3 separate regions of the Homo sapiens genome follow, and all the other regions are linked to region 3. A link is a contact called in ENCODE Hi-C or POLR2A ChIA-PET data. All regions are on one chromosome and are shown on one strand. The core of a region is the stretch at or near the end of the contact, and the rest is flanking DNA. Distances in the headings are between cores, read along the strand shown.

What was found. Hi-C counts contacts between places; a loop is a spot of excess contacts on that map. ChIA-PET counts read pairs that join two places held with the same protein, here RNA polymerase II (POLR2A). Pooled maps may share reads with other maps.
Region 1: a map of GM18951 shows a loop between it and region 3 (2.4-fold over the local background). The contact joins two enhancer-like sites. A Hi-C loop is called at or near these places in 3 of 168 maps with a recorded cell type or tissue (Calu3, GM18951 and naive thymus-derived CD4-positive, alpha-beta T cell), 7 of 37 single-sample maps with no recorded cell type and 10 of 50 pooled maps. POLR2A ChIA-PET finds 5 or more read pairs at or near these places in 4 of 52 experiments (GM12878, T-cell, activated T-cell and 1 more).
Region 2: a pooled map shows a loop between it and region 3 (2.3-fold over the local background). The contact joins two enhancer-like sites. A Hi-C loop is called at or near these places in 7 of 37 single-sample maps with no recorded cell type and 10 of 50 pooled maps. POLR2A ChIA-PET finds 5 or more read pairs at or near these places in 3 of 52 experiments (GM12878, activated T-cell and activated naive CD4-positive, alpha-beta T cell).

What each region holds. Positions count from the first base shown.
Region 1 is chr10:6,557,486-6,562,450 of GRCh38, forward strand. All of the region lies in intron 1 of PRKCQ (protein kinase C theta), which reads right to left. Among named protein-coding and RNA genes, the nearest start is that of PRKCQ, 20 kb to the right of the region's middle. Within about 2 kb of position 1,451, at least 5 of the 41 ENCODE cell types and tissues checked have a DNase peak (open chromatin) inside an H3K27ac peak, as active enhancers do.
Region 2 is chr10:6,527,267-6,531,740 of GRCh38, forward strand. The region is part of intron 1 of PRKCQ (protein kinase C theta); the gene reads right to left. Among named protein-coding and RNA genes, the nearest start is that of PRKCQ, 51 kb to the right of the region's middle. Within about 2 kb of position 3,090, at least 4 of the 41 ENCODE cell types and tissues checked have a DNase peak (open chromatin) inside an H3K27ac peak, as active enhancers do.
Region 3 is chr10:6,443,721-6,448,799 of GRCh38, forward strand. The region is part of intron 15 of PRKCQ (protein kinase C theta); the gene reads right to left. Among named protein-coding and RNA genes, the nearest start is that of LINC02656, 96 kb to the left of the region's middle. Within about 2 kb of position 2,136, at least 3 of the 41 ENCODE cell types and tissues checked have a DNase peak (open chromatin) inside an H3K27ac peak, as active enhancers do.

The DNA of each region.
Region 1 (4,965 bases), core at 201-2,700, 110 kb after region 3:
AGCTCACTCTTCAGCTTATTCTGTTGGTTTCACTTCTTTACCTAACTATTTTGGAATACATTTTGACTTTCCTCCCCCTTTTTTTTAAACCAACATTTCTGGTCAATCTCATCTATTTTGATGGCTCCTATGACCCTCTACCTAGTAGTAGCCTCAAAAAGAATATCTTTCTTGAACTATACATTCACTTTCTTCGGTCCCCTGTATTCAACTCCATATTGGACCTTTCCAGGTGATGTTCCACCAGCCCCTCAAACACAACTGAAACAAACATGAATTCTACTTTTTCCAGTGTCTGTACCTCTCCTCTCTGTCCTGTCTTGATCAATGGAATTACCACTTACTGAGTCTTCCAAGCTAGAAATATTGGAACCAGCTGAGTTCTCCTTCATCTTCATCTCCTCCAACCATCTACGCAACAAGTCCCATGGATTTTTCTGGTTATTTTTGTTGCATTTCATCACTGCTCTTCAGTCTTTTAGCTCTGGAACTTCAGACATTTTCTCTTAATAATTTCATGATTCCAATAGATGTTTAATTACTTATCCCCTTGCTCTTTCACGCTGCCTTTTCCACCCCTACACGGGCCATGTGAGCTGTCTTTTAAAAAAATCTCTTCCTTGCTTTGAAACATGAAGCAGATTCTCTTTGTCTGAACTATAAAGTCCAGACTCATGACCCACACAACCTCTTTATTACAGATCAACTTCAAAATTTTAAGGGGATTCCATTATGGCTAAAGATATATATTAAACAAGGCATTTTAAAAAGATGTTTTGGTTTCTTAAAATGGATCCTTCTGAATAGCCTTGAAATTGTTCAAAAGAACTCTAAAGAAAACAATCTTCCCTTACACACTACTAAAGATGTAAACAGACATACAGTACTATTTTGTTTTTTTTAAAAAAGGCTTAGTAAACACAAAGAGGAGTTACATACTGAAACCCACAGCTGATTTAATTTGCAAAACCACAGCGTTAGCTTGACTAAAGTAAAGATGACACAGATAAAATGCAACCAGAAAACTGAGATAAAAGATACAGGATAAATAACTTAAGCTGATGGTTTAGCAAGCAAACATCATGGGTGTAACATGAAGATCTGAGAAGTGACTTCGGTCCAGGAAACTCACTCCACAGAGTCCCTAGGAGCAGCAGGTTTTTAGGAGAATCACAGCATGCTGGAATATCGTCATCTATTCTTGCACTTGTGAGGAGGTGGTCACCGTGATGCAGGAAGAGAAATAAGATTTTAAAGTTGAAGTTGAGGGGTCTAATTTCTTATTTTACTATTTTTATCTCTATGTTAGGAAGATTTGGGGAAAATTCTCAGAGACAGTCTTTATCCTTAGGGTGTAAGAGAAGGGGGCGACGAGAAACTTCATTCAGAGCTGAACTAGGGCTATTGATTCTCCGGTGAGACATTTAGAGAGTCCCAAGTGCATGGTCACGCGCAGAGAGGCAGGTCCCGTCAGCGGTGACATGTGCTGCCGTTAAAAGCAGGGCAGAAGGTGAGAGCTTGGGCCTGGGCTGCATGAGTGGGAATTAATCAGGCAATTCTTGGGGTTCTTTCTACTCATTGGCCTATCTGCTAACATTTCAGCAATAGGCAATAAAAAGTTAAGGTTTAAAAAGAAAAGTTACGTATCCTCATTAGGAACATAAATGACCACAGTCAGATACCTTATACTACGCTCACTAGGAAGAAATATTCATTAGTCACCAACTAGGTGCCAGGAAAAGAACTGGCAAAGGAACTTCTGGGTAATAAAAGAGCCCTGGTCCCAGCCCTTGAGGACTGGGGCAGATAAGAGCTGTGCATTGTTTGGGCCAGGGAAGGAGGGACATGCCTTTTTCTAGATCATCTAGTGACTCCTTTGTAATTTTTTTTCTTTTGAGATAGTCTCGCTCTGCCACCCAGGCTGGAGTGCAGTGGCAGTTTCGGCTCACTGCAATTTCCACCTCCTGGGTTCAAGAGATTCTCCTGCCTCAGCCTCCTGAGTAGCTGGGACTACAGGCATCCACCACCACACCCAGCTAATTTTTATATTTTTAGTAGAGATGGGATTTCGCCAAGTTGGCCAGGATGGTCTCGAACTCCTGACCTCAGGTGATCTGCCTGCCTCGGCCTCCCAAAGTGCTGAGATTACAGGTGTGAGCCACCGTGCCTGGCCTGTATCTTTTTCTGTTAACCATGATTTTGTGGCAGCAAGTACAATATCAGATATTTTTCTTCACTCTCCATCAAAAAAGGAAACATTTAATAATCTAAAAACAGGCCAGGTTCTAGAAATTCTCTTTACCTCTTCACCGTCTTTGTTTTATTGTTCTTTGAGTTTTGTGTGTGTGTGTTTGTTTTTATTGATACATCATATTTTGCATATTTATGGGGCACATGTGGTATTTCGTTACGTACACAGAATGTGTAGTGGTCAAGTCACTGTATTTGAGGTGCCTGACTTTACCTTATTTGTGTGTTATTTACTTAGCTATTGTCTTTCTACTCCAAAAAAAAGTAGGCATAGGCTTGACGAGGGTCAGTACCTTTCTCCTTCTCTTCTCCCCTGTATTTTAAACGCCCAGAAAAAGCCCTGACATGTTAGGTGTTTGATCAGTCAACATTTAGTGACTGAATAAAACCCAGCTTTCCCCTTCTCCTTGAAAATATCCATTTTCTCTTTGTTACTGCCTAAGCCACCCTAATGGGTGAAGGGAATCTCAGCAGTGCTTGCATTTTTAAGAGGATCTGTGTCCCCTAAGATCCTAGCTGACAGCATTTCAGGTGCTGGATAGAATAAGGTGTAGGGAGAACTTTCTGGAGTATTTTGAGACTAGGTGAGGAGCGGCGTGCTACAGGCAGTCATCCTTGATTTGCTGGGAAGCCTACTGGAAGGAGAAAGAAACCCCTCTGTGCTGTTTTTGGTTTTCACAGCTTCTTCTTCCCCTCCATGACTGAATCTAAAAACCTTCTGCAAACACTGGCTGGGAGGCAGCGCATCATGGAACCATCAGGACAAAATGAACCCGTAGAAAGTGTGGCGACTTTGTCTCCGCCCCTGAGATAGTGTTTCACGGATATGCTGCACTTCGTGGCTATTCTAATTTTTCTCCGTATTCATTTTCAGGCCTAATGCTTACATACTCAGTGAATTGTTCAGCCTCTGAAAATGTGTCTATTTGGTCAAATATAAATAATCCATTTTATTTTCTATTTTAGAAACCAAGCCAAAACAAAGTATAGGTTTCTTGAAATTTTAAAAATTATTCTTTTGAGGCCAGGCGCGGTGTCTCATGTCTGTAATCCCAGCGCTTTGGGAGGCCGAGGCGGGTGGATCACGAGGTCAGGACATCAAGACCATCCTGGCTAACACAGTGAAACCCCATCTTCACTAAAAATACAAAAAATTAGCCAGGCGTGGTGGTGGGCACCTGTAGACCCAGCTACTCAGGAGGCTGAGGCAGGAGAACGGCATAAGCCTGGGAGGTGGAGTTTGCAGTGAGCCGAGATTGCACCACTGCACTCCAGCCTGGGCGACAGAGGGAGACTCCATTTCAAAAAAAAAAAAAAATTTATTCTTTTCAAATTGCTGACTAAAAAATTCTTCCTTGAGGCTGGGTGCTCATACCTGTAATCCCAGCACTCTGGGAGGCCAAGACAGGCAGATTGCTTGAGTCCAAGGGTTTGAGGCTAGCCTGGGCAACACAGCGAAACTGTGTCTCTACTAAAAATACAAAAAGTTAGCTGGGTGTGGTGGTGTGCACCTGTAATCCTAGCTACTCAGGAGGCTGAGGTGGGAGGATCACCTGAGCCTGGGAGGTGCAGCCTACATTGAGCTGAGATTGTGCTGTACTCCAGCCTGGACCACCAGAGTGAGACCCTGTCTCAAAAAAAAAAAAAAAAAAAAAAAAAAAGAAACAAGAAAAAAAGAAATGTTTCCTTGAATAAGGGTATCTTTTTGAACTTTTTGGAATCTTGTGCTTCAGGACCCTGTCAAATATTACTAAACAATACATATCTGAGACAATCAGAAATTTGACGTGAACCTACAATTGATTTACATACACAGAAACACACTGACTCAAAAGTCAATTAAAAAGTTACAAAGGCCTATGCCAAAAAATAATTTATGTAGATCTCACAGTATGACAGAATAGATTACTTTTTTAAATTCTCAGAACGGCTCCATAAAGTTGAAGTTCAAACCTCCAAGTTATGACTCAAGAATGTTAATCTGGCCACCATTCTCGCTGGTTTTTAATTAAACAAACTTTCTTCTTAACAGCTCTTTGCAAGTGACAGTCGTCAGTACGTATGTGTGTGGGTGTGGGCATGTATGTTGATATGATAGAACTTGCTGTTTTTAATGTGTTTAGCATGTTATTAAACACAGCATGAAAGAGTTGAGGAAAGCAGGAAGAAGGGAGGAGAGTTCAAGCAAAAAGTAAAGGGAGTTGGAGATCTGAGGTGAATAAAAGTCTGAAAAAGCAGATTAGGATTCTAAAATAAGCTTTTAAGGTTTACTTAAAATATAGTTTAAAATTTACAACATTGTCAGTTCAAAATAATGCTGGTAGGAAGGAAATACATTGAGCCACGGACCTGGCATCTGGAGATACCGGAAAGGAAAGAGAGAGGGATTGAGGTGGACGCTCGTGGGTAAGGAAGAACGAAGGAGAAGCCCACTCAGGCTTGTCTATGAACTCATCTGTGTGGTTCTCCTGCAGGGCAGCCTCATAAATGCCCCGGTCAGTGCTGGACCCCAAAGAAAACCACTGTGGCCATCTCCTGTCTCCCTCACAAGTTTTCCCTGAAAAGACAACAACTTCCGGAGTTCCATGCGGTTTTTCAGCCTTTTCCAAATCTCTCTAAACACCAGGAGGAATGTTCACATGCTTCAGCAGAGAGACGCACGCTTCAGGGCCCAGCAGAGAATGCCTGGAGAAGAACCCAGCCAAGCCGACTGGA
Region 2 (4,474 bases), core at 1,840-4,339, 84 kb after region 3:
GGGTACTTATTGGGAATCATGGGACTAGATATTTGAGGTCTATGTCATATAATTTCCATATCTAGAAAACAGCAGTCAGTAAAAGATATAAAAACTGTAATGATGATGATGTTGGTTATGAGGACAACAGCACCCATCACTTACCGAGCAGTTGCTAATCATGGTCATTATGAGAAGGCTCATATTTTCCCTCCCTGTGTTTTCAAACAGAGAGGCTTGCATCCCTCTAACCTATCCTCACTCCTCATCCCTGTACCCCAGGAAGAAGAGTGATTGATCTGATGGATACGTTTGTAAAAGAAAATAAAATCTCAGGCCCCCCAAACCAGTTATGCCAAGGGGAGAGGTAAGCCTGGAAGCCAAGTCCTGCCACCGTGCCATTCTTTTTCCCCAGGAGACAGCGGTCACTTCACAACCCTGTGTCACAGCATTCTACGTAAGCCAGGCTCCCACAATGACAAAAGGCCCCGAGCTTCTCCCAGATGGCCACCGTCACACACTGCTTACGAGGAAATTCCTTTCTGGCCCCTAAATCCTTCAGGATCCACATTCCCCTACAAAACAAGCCTATGCCGATTGCAACCCTAGGACTGCAACCTAAGCTTAACTTCTAAAACTGAGTTCTGTTTTAGGAACTCAACTGACAATGTTGATTTCAAGCTCATCTTCCCAGGTACAGAAGAAGGGCCAGCTGAGATCAGTCACTCTTCTCCTGACTCTGAGGCAGGTGCATAATGGATTTGTTCCTCTGCTCCCTGTTCTCACACATTTACCTTATCTTATGTAAGACATGGATTTGGTAAGCGCTAATTAGAGCCTCACTGCCTCCCTCCTCCCTCTTCCCTCCTGCTTGCCCCCTCTCCTTAAGCACTGAGTTCCTAAAACCCTCTTTGGAAAGCACAGGTCACAGGTGCTTCTGGGGCTGGTGTTTTTCCCGGGTGTGTCCTCAAACTTTAGCTCAATAAACCTCAACTGATAGAGAAACTTGCCTCAGTCACTCATTTTTTGGTTAACATGTTCTACATGAATAAACCGTTCCCACCCATCTCCACCCTCCTCTTCTCATGTTGCAGGATCTGCTGATCTGCAGAACCATTTCTGCACTATCCTTGGCCATGTCATAGGCTGGGGTGGGGTGGGGGCGCATCCTCCTCGGTTGGCAGGGGTGAGAGGGTCCCTGACACAGTCCAGCATCGCCTGGGACGCTGTGAACAGACGACCAACTTATTTGCCTGAACGTTTTAGCCATCTCCATCGATCTGGCCTTTGTTATAACTGGTGGACATGCTTCTCCATCTCCCTGTCTCCTGATCTGCCTCTCCGTTTGTTCTAAGCACAAGCATAGCCAAGAGGGCTTATGTGTTGGATCTCCCACAACCCACAAAACTGTGCAAAGGACTCACAGTGAGTAAGCAACAGCACCTGAACCCAGCTTTGGTGGCTAAGTGTCTCCACCCAAACTAATACGTTATTTCTTGTTAGCAAATGTCTTTGAAGGTTAGGTCAGGGAGGACATGAATGCATAGAGTTTTCGCTGTAGACTGTTTCTGTCTGCTCCCACCTGTCCCTACTTGCAAAGGACATGTTATGACTGTAGGGACAGGCTTTCCTGGCAACTTGCTTAATTATCTTAAGCACTATTAGGATGTTTCTCCTTGTACCTGGGGCTTAATGATCTTTCTTTCTACTCCATGGCTGTGGTTTGAAGAATGAAGAATTGGGTGATATAAACAGAGATGGAGTTTCTCGGAATACCCTAAGTTCTCTTCTGGATGTCAGGGCGCCTGTGCCTATCTGGGTAATTTTCTCAGCATGTCATAAGCCTGTGCAATTCCCTCCAAGCTTCTGCCATTCATGCCTTTAGAAGTGGCTGATTGGGATCAATGAGGATTTCTATGGACAAAGTCTAGAAAGAAGCTAACTTCATCAGATAAAGTTGGGAGGAACTCAGCCTCCCTGGCATCATTTTCTAACCATGGTTAGGATAATCACTTACTAGACACAAAGATGCTGCCTTCTGTAGGAGTAAATGGAAATGTAGGACTCTGCTTCTTGTGTCAAAATTTACTCTGAAAAGACAACCTTCTCTCTGACTCTACCATCTTGTGACCCAGCAGCTCTAACTGAGATGCTGGATCCCTTGCAGTCCTCCTGACATTTCTTCCTGTCATGTAGGTGCTCAGTGAGGAAGAGCACACCACCCAAAACAGGGGCGTCAAGTTGGGGCCAGGGACTCAGGTGCTCTGGTCAAAGGGTACCTAGACTGAGAAGGGGATCTGAAGCCCCTGGGCATGAGGCTTTGCCATTCTCGAACCTTTGCATGGCCGAGTTCAAAAAGGCACAGAGACCCAGGAAGGAGTTAACATGTGAAGGAGCTTGCAGTTTGTAAATGTTGGTGTCATGGAGTATAGGCCAGCTCTATCAGTTTCCAAGCTGTACAGTCTTGGACAAGTGACTTAATCTTTCTGTGACTACATTATCATATCTGCAAAACAAGGTATATAATGGACCCACTTCATCAGGGTCTATGAAGGATTGGGTCTATGTCTGTGTTGTGATGATTTAATGAATTAATCCATGGAAAATGCGTATGACAGTGTTTGGTGGAAAAGATGGCTACGATGATCACACCACACTTTTCTAAAACATCCTTAGAAATTCTCCCTCATGAAAATACCATAGGAACTTGTTTCATGGGTCATCAGACATGGCCCAGAACACCTCTGAACCACTTGCCAAGGGGATGAAGTGACACACACATTTGTTTTTTGCTGTTAGTCACGAAGCATTTGGAATATCTGCCTACTATATTGCAAAGCACTGCACTGGATATGCATATGGGACAGGGTCATGTTCTCAACACATCATGGGGTAGGTATGGGGCAAACCTCTCCTTCCTAGGGCGCGGTCAGAGAAGGAGCCTTCGAGAGCCTGGGCTCCACTTTCTTAACCTTTGATCCCATGAATAGAGACATGGCTGGTTCCCATGAACTTGGCGTCAGAGTCAGAGCAAGAAATGGCAAAGTGAGCTGTCGCCCTTGGGTACACCAGTAGCAAAAACACTCCTGTCCTCCTATGCTGCTGTGACACCACACCCCACTTCCTCCCGCGGGCGTGTGACACTTTTCAAAGAAAATACAGTATTTGGTAGTATCAATACAGCAAGCGGAAGCAGCAGTGCTCAGTCCGCAGTGAGCTAACAGTTTTATAGAGAATACTCTACGGAAGCCCGCATGTGCCGGCTCTGCCCGGCAACGGGGGACTGGGCTATCACAGTCACAGGGGGGGTTGTTGCAAATAGAGGGACAGGGTGGACTAGGGAAGGGCACCGGGGGAAGAGAAAGAAAGTGCAGAAAGAAAGAGCTGGGTCTATCTGGGCAGATGCATGCGTTTAGGGCAATGTGAATTGCTCACATCCAGTTGCAGTCAGAAACGTCGCCAGCTTACAAATGCAAGTGTCGTAAAAACTTGGCTGCAGTTGTTTGGGGTTTAGAATCCACAGAAACTCTAAAATTAGGTAATACTTAGGTTCCTAGGCCAGCCCCTTCACTGACCGTTCATCTGCTAATTCAGAAAGGAGCCAAAAGGAATATATGAAACTGACCACCCATTGGCATTGTTCTAGCTTACGGGACTCTCTATTTTTCCTCCTCACTGTGACGTTTCAGAGTTACTGTAGGCTGAGTATCCACTGGAGGCCTAATTTCTGAATTCAGAAAACTATTAAGTTGTTTTATGATGTGAGAAAAGGACATCTGTACTCTCACCTGTCAGCAGGGTGGAGCCCACATGTTCTCAGAGATGGTCCTGGAGAAACAGCAACATCAGCATCCCTGAGACCTCTTTAAAAATGCAAATCCTGCAGCCCCACCCAGAGCTGCTGGGTGAGAAGCTCTGGGGTGAGGATGGAGCTTTAGCAAGGCCGCCAGGGAACGGATGCATATTGAAGTTCGCAAAGCTGCCCTGGAGTCAGCTCCACCAGGCCAGGCCAGCAGCTTTCTCGTTTCTATTTGCTCAGAATCCAGCACAGTGCCTGGTGGTTCTAAATCAGTGGTTCTCAGAGGGTGATGTTGCTCCTCTGAGCAACATTTGGCAATGTCTGGAGACAGATATTTTTGGTTGTCACAAATGGCGGGAGGGTGTGCTTCTGGTATCTAGTAGGGTGAGGTCAGAGATACAGCTCAACAACCTACGATGACAGGCTAGTCCCCCAAGCACCCCCCCAAAACCAATAGTGCGGAGGCTGAGAAACCCTGTTCTAAATAAATGGCAATGCCGAGAATATCTCCCCAACCCATTCCTCACCACTTCTCATCACTTCCTCATGTTCAGTGAATTCTGGCCCCACCCAGAGAATGGAAGAAGGTAGATTGAGGGACTCTGTCTCTCTCTCTTTCCCATATTCCCTTCTCATTTAGGGACCACACGTGGCACAGGAATTGACCATGTAAGATGTTCATAATAAGCATCTTTG
Region 3 (5,079 bases), core at 886-3,385:
GCCTTCAAGGTGAAGGGAAACCTGTCACATGCTACGTGAGTGAACCTTGATAACATTATGCTAAGTGAAGTAAGCCAGGCAGGGAAAGACAAATACTGAATGATTCCACTTACATAAGGTACCTTAAGTATTAACAGAAGTTTTTGCCCTTACTTTCAGTGACAAAAACCGTAACTACTTCTGCACCAACCTAATAGTTAAATTCTAGAGACAGGAAGTGGAATAGTGGCTGCCAGGAGCTGTGGGGAGGGGGAATAGGGAGCTGGTATTTAATGGGGACAGAGTTTTGGTTTTTCAAGATGAAAACCTTCTGGAGATTGATTGCACAACTATACAATACACTTTATTTTATTTATCTATTTATTTTTGAAATGGAGTCTCGCTCTGTCACCCAGGCTGGAGTGCAGTGGCACAATCTCGGCTCACTGCAACCTCTGCCTCCTGGGTTCAAGTAATTCTCCTGCCTCAGCCTCCCGAGTAGCTGGGATTACAGGTGCATACCACCATGCCCAGATAATTTTTGTATTTTTGGTAGAGACAGGGTTTCACATGTTGATCAGGCTGGTCTTGATCTCCTGACCTCAAGTGATCCACCCACCTCGGCCTCCAAAGTGCTGGGATTAACCGCACCTGGCACTATTTTTAACATTACTGAACTGTACACAAAAATAGTTCAGATGGTAAATTTCATGTTACGTGTATTTTCCCACAATTAAAAACAAAACCCTAGGACATAATAGTGGCACATAAAATTTTTTTTAATGGAAAAGAGGGAAAAAAAATCTTCGTTAATTCATGACTGCTGCTCCAAGGATGAGTTGCGGGCAAGTTGCTTTATTAGCCAAAACAAAATGGAGAAGGAATAATAGGATTGAGGCACTAAACTTAAAAGCAAGACAGTCAGACTCTCTTGGGGATGAACATCTGTTCTACCTTGTAATGTGTTTGGGCTTAGCTGGGTGCATCTGTGAACAGACACACATAAATACACACACACACACACACGCACGCAGAAGGTATTTTTTTGTTGGCGCTACTCGTATGACATGGAATTTTTCTCTTCCTTCTCTAATGGGCCTTTGGAATGAATGGCAGAATTGCAGCACTGATGGCCTTGAAAAGAAAATGACACCACAATTCCAGCCATTCTCCCAGCCCTTTGGGAGGCTGAGGCGGGTGGATCACCCGAGGTCAGGAGTTTGAGACCAGCCTGGCCAACATGGCGAAACCCCGTCTCTACTAAAAACACAGAAATTAGCTGGGTGTGGTGGCGCACGCCTGTAATCCCAGCTACTCGGGAGGCTGAGGCAGGAGAATCGCTTGAACCCGGGAGGTGGAGGCTGTAGTGAGCCAAGATCGCGCCTCTGCACTCCAGCCTAGGTGACAGAGCAAGACTCTGTCAAAAAAAAAAAAAAAAAAAAAAAAAAAATTCCAGACATTCCAGTATTTTCTAGGAAAGCCAGATGTTTTGATGTCGGTGAGCTTTTTTAGATGGAGCAGACTGATGTGCACGGCAACCCCATCCCTGACCCTCCACCACCCCGGGGCCCACTCCTGGGAGACAGATCAGTGCTAAGTGAGGCCCAGGGGTGCTGTGAAGTCTCTCTAAGGCAGACTTGCTAAACAAACAGAAGAACAATATCAACAGCAGCACAAGAGTTTTTCTGGCCATGTAAAACGTCACAGGCTCTACTTCTGGCTTAATCCCTTATTGTGTAGTTTTGGGAGGACCCTTTCACCCTTCTTGTTTGTGAAAAACGGGAATCATATCTGGCCCGCTTCTTATAAGCTTCTTGTGAGATCCAGTGAAAAGTAGCAAAGTCAAGATGATTTGTCTTATGGGACAACTATAAATGTTATGATAAATATCTGCTTTGATGATGCACTTGTCCCCGTTTCTGAAAATAAAGTTGCAAACAGAATTTTGCAATGTTACTGATTTCCAATATAAAAATGCTACCCACTACTCTTACCTCGATATTTACATGCTAAAGTTTACTTTATAATTTAGAAAAAATAGGCTTTGCCTTAAGGAATCATCTGAAGGTAGACCCAGGGAGAATGATAAGGAAATATAAGATGCACCTAATACAATCTTTGCTCAATTTGCTGGGCCAGGGACACATGCAATTTCCGAGACTTGCCCACAAGGCGGCGTCAAAGCAACCAGAAACGTCTCTGAACCACATATCTTTGTAAACAACTTCGTTTTGGCAGGACAAACAAAAAGAAAATTTGGAAGGACAGGAGACAGCTGTGGTGCAAATTAAGGCTTCAAAGCTTGGCGATGTTGGTAAAAAATTTCAGTTTTACCTTAGGAGGAAGAAGTAAAACGCAAACTCACACGTGCAGCAGAGTGTTCGCCTCAGGAATACTGATATGTGTTAGGAGTTTTGCAGACGTTATGTCTTTTATTGATAAGAACCCCCCTGAGCTAGGCACAGTTATCCCTCTCCTATAGGGGGTGATGATTGGGCTTAGAAAGGCCAAAGGTCTTACTTAAAGTCTCCTAGTTAGTGAGCTGAGAGCAATGTTCTGAATCTGGTCTTTCAGGATTTTACCACGTGATGTTCCTTCCATAGCATAATGTGCCTCTTGGTTTTAAACCTCAAGCTGTCATGGTCACACTATGCTCAGTTTTTTTTTTTTTTTTTTTTTTTTGGAGACAGAGTCTCGCTTATGTTGGCCAGGCTGGAGTGCAGTGGCGCGATCTCAGCTCACTGCAACCTCCGCCTCCCAAGTTCAAGCGATTCTCCTACTTTAGCCTCCTGGGGAGCTGGGATTACAGGTGTGTGCCACCACATCCAGCTAATTTTTGTATTTTTAGTAGAGACGGGGTTTCACCATGTTGGCCAGGCTGGTCTCGAACTCCTGACCTCAGGTGATCCGCCTACCTCCGCCTCCCAAAGTCCTGGGATTATAGGCATGAGCCACCATGCCCGGCCCATGCCCAATTTTTAAAGAGACTGTGGTGGAGAAACACCAGCAAGGGTGGCCCCTTTCTCTCTCAGCCCCGGGACCTTGCCTCATTGTGATCTCTTCTTGTGTTCTGCTCTTTTTCAGTCCTTGCTTTGACCCAAAGAATCAGATGCACAGCTCAAAATGCACAAGGAAACCCGGGAAAGCAGCGAGAGAGGAACAGTGGTTTCACCGAACGACGCCAGAGCAAGCCTCATCTGTTCTCCTTCAGCCTCAGAAGCTGGGAAGTCAGGTCTGGACAGGCGGGGCTCTGCCACCATGATGTGCAACTGGGTGAGTGCTGCCCCAGCAGTCAGTGACCTCCTGGGGCCAATACCAGTGTGGTTTCCAGGGAAATCCGACTTTCTCCAGGGAGCTGCTTCCATGCATTGCAATCCCATCTGGATTTACTGAGTGTCTAGTGTGCCATAGAAAGTATGATGTTTCCGGCTGGGCGCAGTGGCTCACACCTGTAATCCCAGCACTTTGGGAGGCCAAGGCGGGCGGATCATGAGGTTAAGAGATCGAGACCATCCTGGCCAACATGGTGAAACCCTGTCTCTACTAAAAATACATAAATTAGCCGGGCATGGTGGCACGCGCCTGTAGTCCCAGCTACTCGGGAGGCTGAGGCAGGAGAATTGCCTGAACCTGGGAGGCGGAGGTTGCAGCGAGCCATGATTGTGCCACTGCACTCCAGCCTGGGCAACAGAGCAAGACTCCACCTCAAAAAAAAAAAAAAAAAGTACGATATTTCCCTGTTTAACTGCCTTCCTATTCTTTGTCAAAATGAGTTTGCACCTCCAAAGAGACATCAGCCTCTCTTTGCTCCTATTATAGGAACACAGGGGGAACAGTGGGGCTTTTGAGACGCACTTTAGCTCTCAGGAGGTGCAGCCTAGTGAGACGATCCCCAGTTGAGGGAGCACAGGTGTGTTTTTCATGTGTAGCTCCTGACTCTGCTACGAAATGCATGAGCTTCTGAGATTTGAGTTCTCCTCACAGGAACGATGGGTGCCTGCCAGATGGCCTCTGTCCCAGCAGTTGTGTGTTCCTGTGTTTTAATTCTCTGCCTCACCTAGTCGGCCTTCCCCAGGCCACAGAGTCCCCTCCCTGAAGGTGCTTACAGACACGTTTGTAGGTGAGACAGCAGCGGAACACTCATAAAGACCCTGCAGGGCAGCATCGACTTAGAATCACACAAGAGAGGCTAACATTTCTCTAAGGCACTGAGGAGGGAGAACACAGCTCCAGTTTTGTTTGGTTTTTGAGGGCAAAAGGGGCAATGGGGAACTGAGTGAGGTGAAAGAAAACTTCACCAAGTGGATGGTGGGAGGGCAGCCTCCGACCAGGGGTGGGATTTTTCCAGGTGGAGTAGGGGGAAGCTGGGGAGGGTTATTTAACAAAAGACGCCCAGAGGTGGGGAATTCAGTATACACTTAGAGATGAACTTTTAGGGTGTTTGACTTTGTGTGGTCGTTTATTCAGGAAGGAGCTGAGGGCTGCTGCTCCAGCCTGTGAGTGGATAAGCCATGGTCCCTGATGGGGAGAAGCTCAATGGATTGGTCAGGTGGATGTAGAGGTGCTGTGGTTGCACAGGGAAGGGAACAGCAGGTGATTCCTAAAGCCGGTGGCAACTTTAGGGAGAAGGTGACTGTTTGAGGGGAGGGTCACAGACCAAGGATGTGCAATGGCAGAGAGGCACAGTGTGGCCTGGCCAGGGAAGGTAGCACTTAATTTTTTTTTTTTGAGTCAGAGTCTCACTCTGTCACCAAGCTGGAGTGCAGTGGCACGATCTCGGCTCACTGCAACCTCCGCCTCCCGGGTTCAGGCAATTGCCCTGCCTCAGCCTCCTGAGCAGCTGGGATTACAGGTACGTGCCACCACACCCAGCTAATTTTTTATATTTTAGTAGAGACGGGGTTTCACCGTGTTAGCCACTATGGTCTTGATCTCCTGACCTCATGATCCACCCGCCTCAGCCTACCAAAGTGCTGGGATTACAGGTGTGAGCCACTGCACCTGGCCAAAACCAAGATTTTTAAAAAGTCATTTAATCTCATTATTTTGATGAAGCATAGATATTTTTGTAGTATTAATAAATATAGTTCTGCAGACACC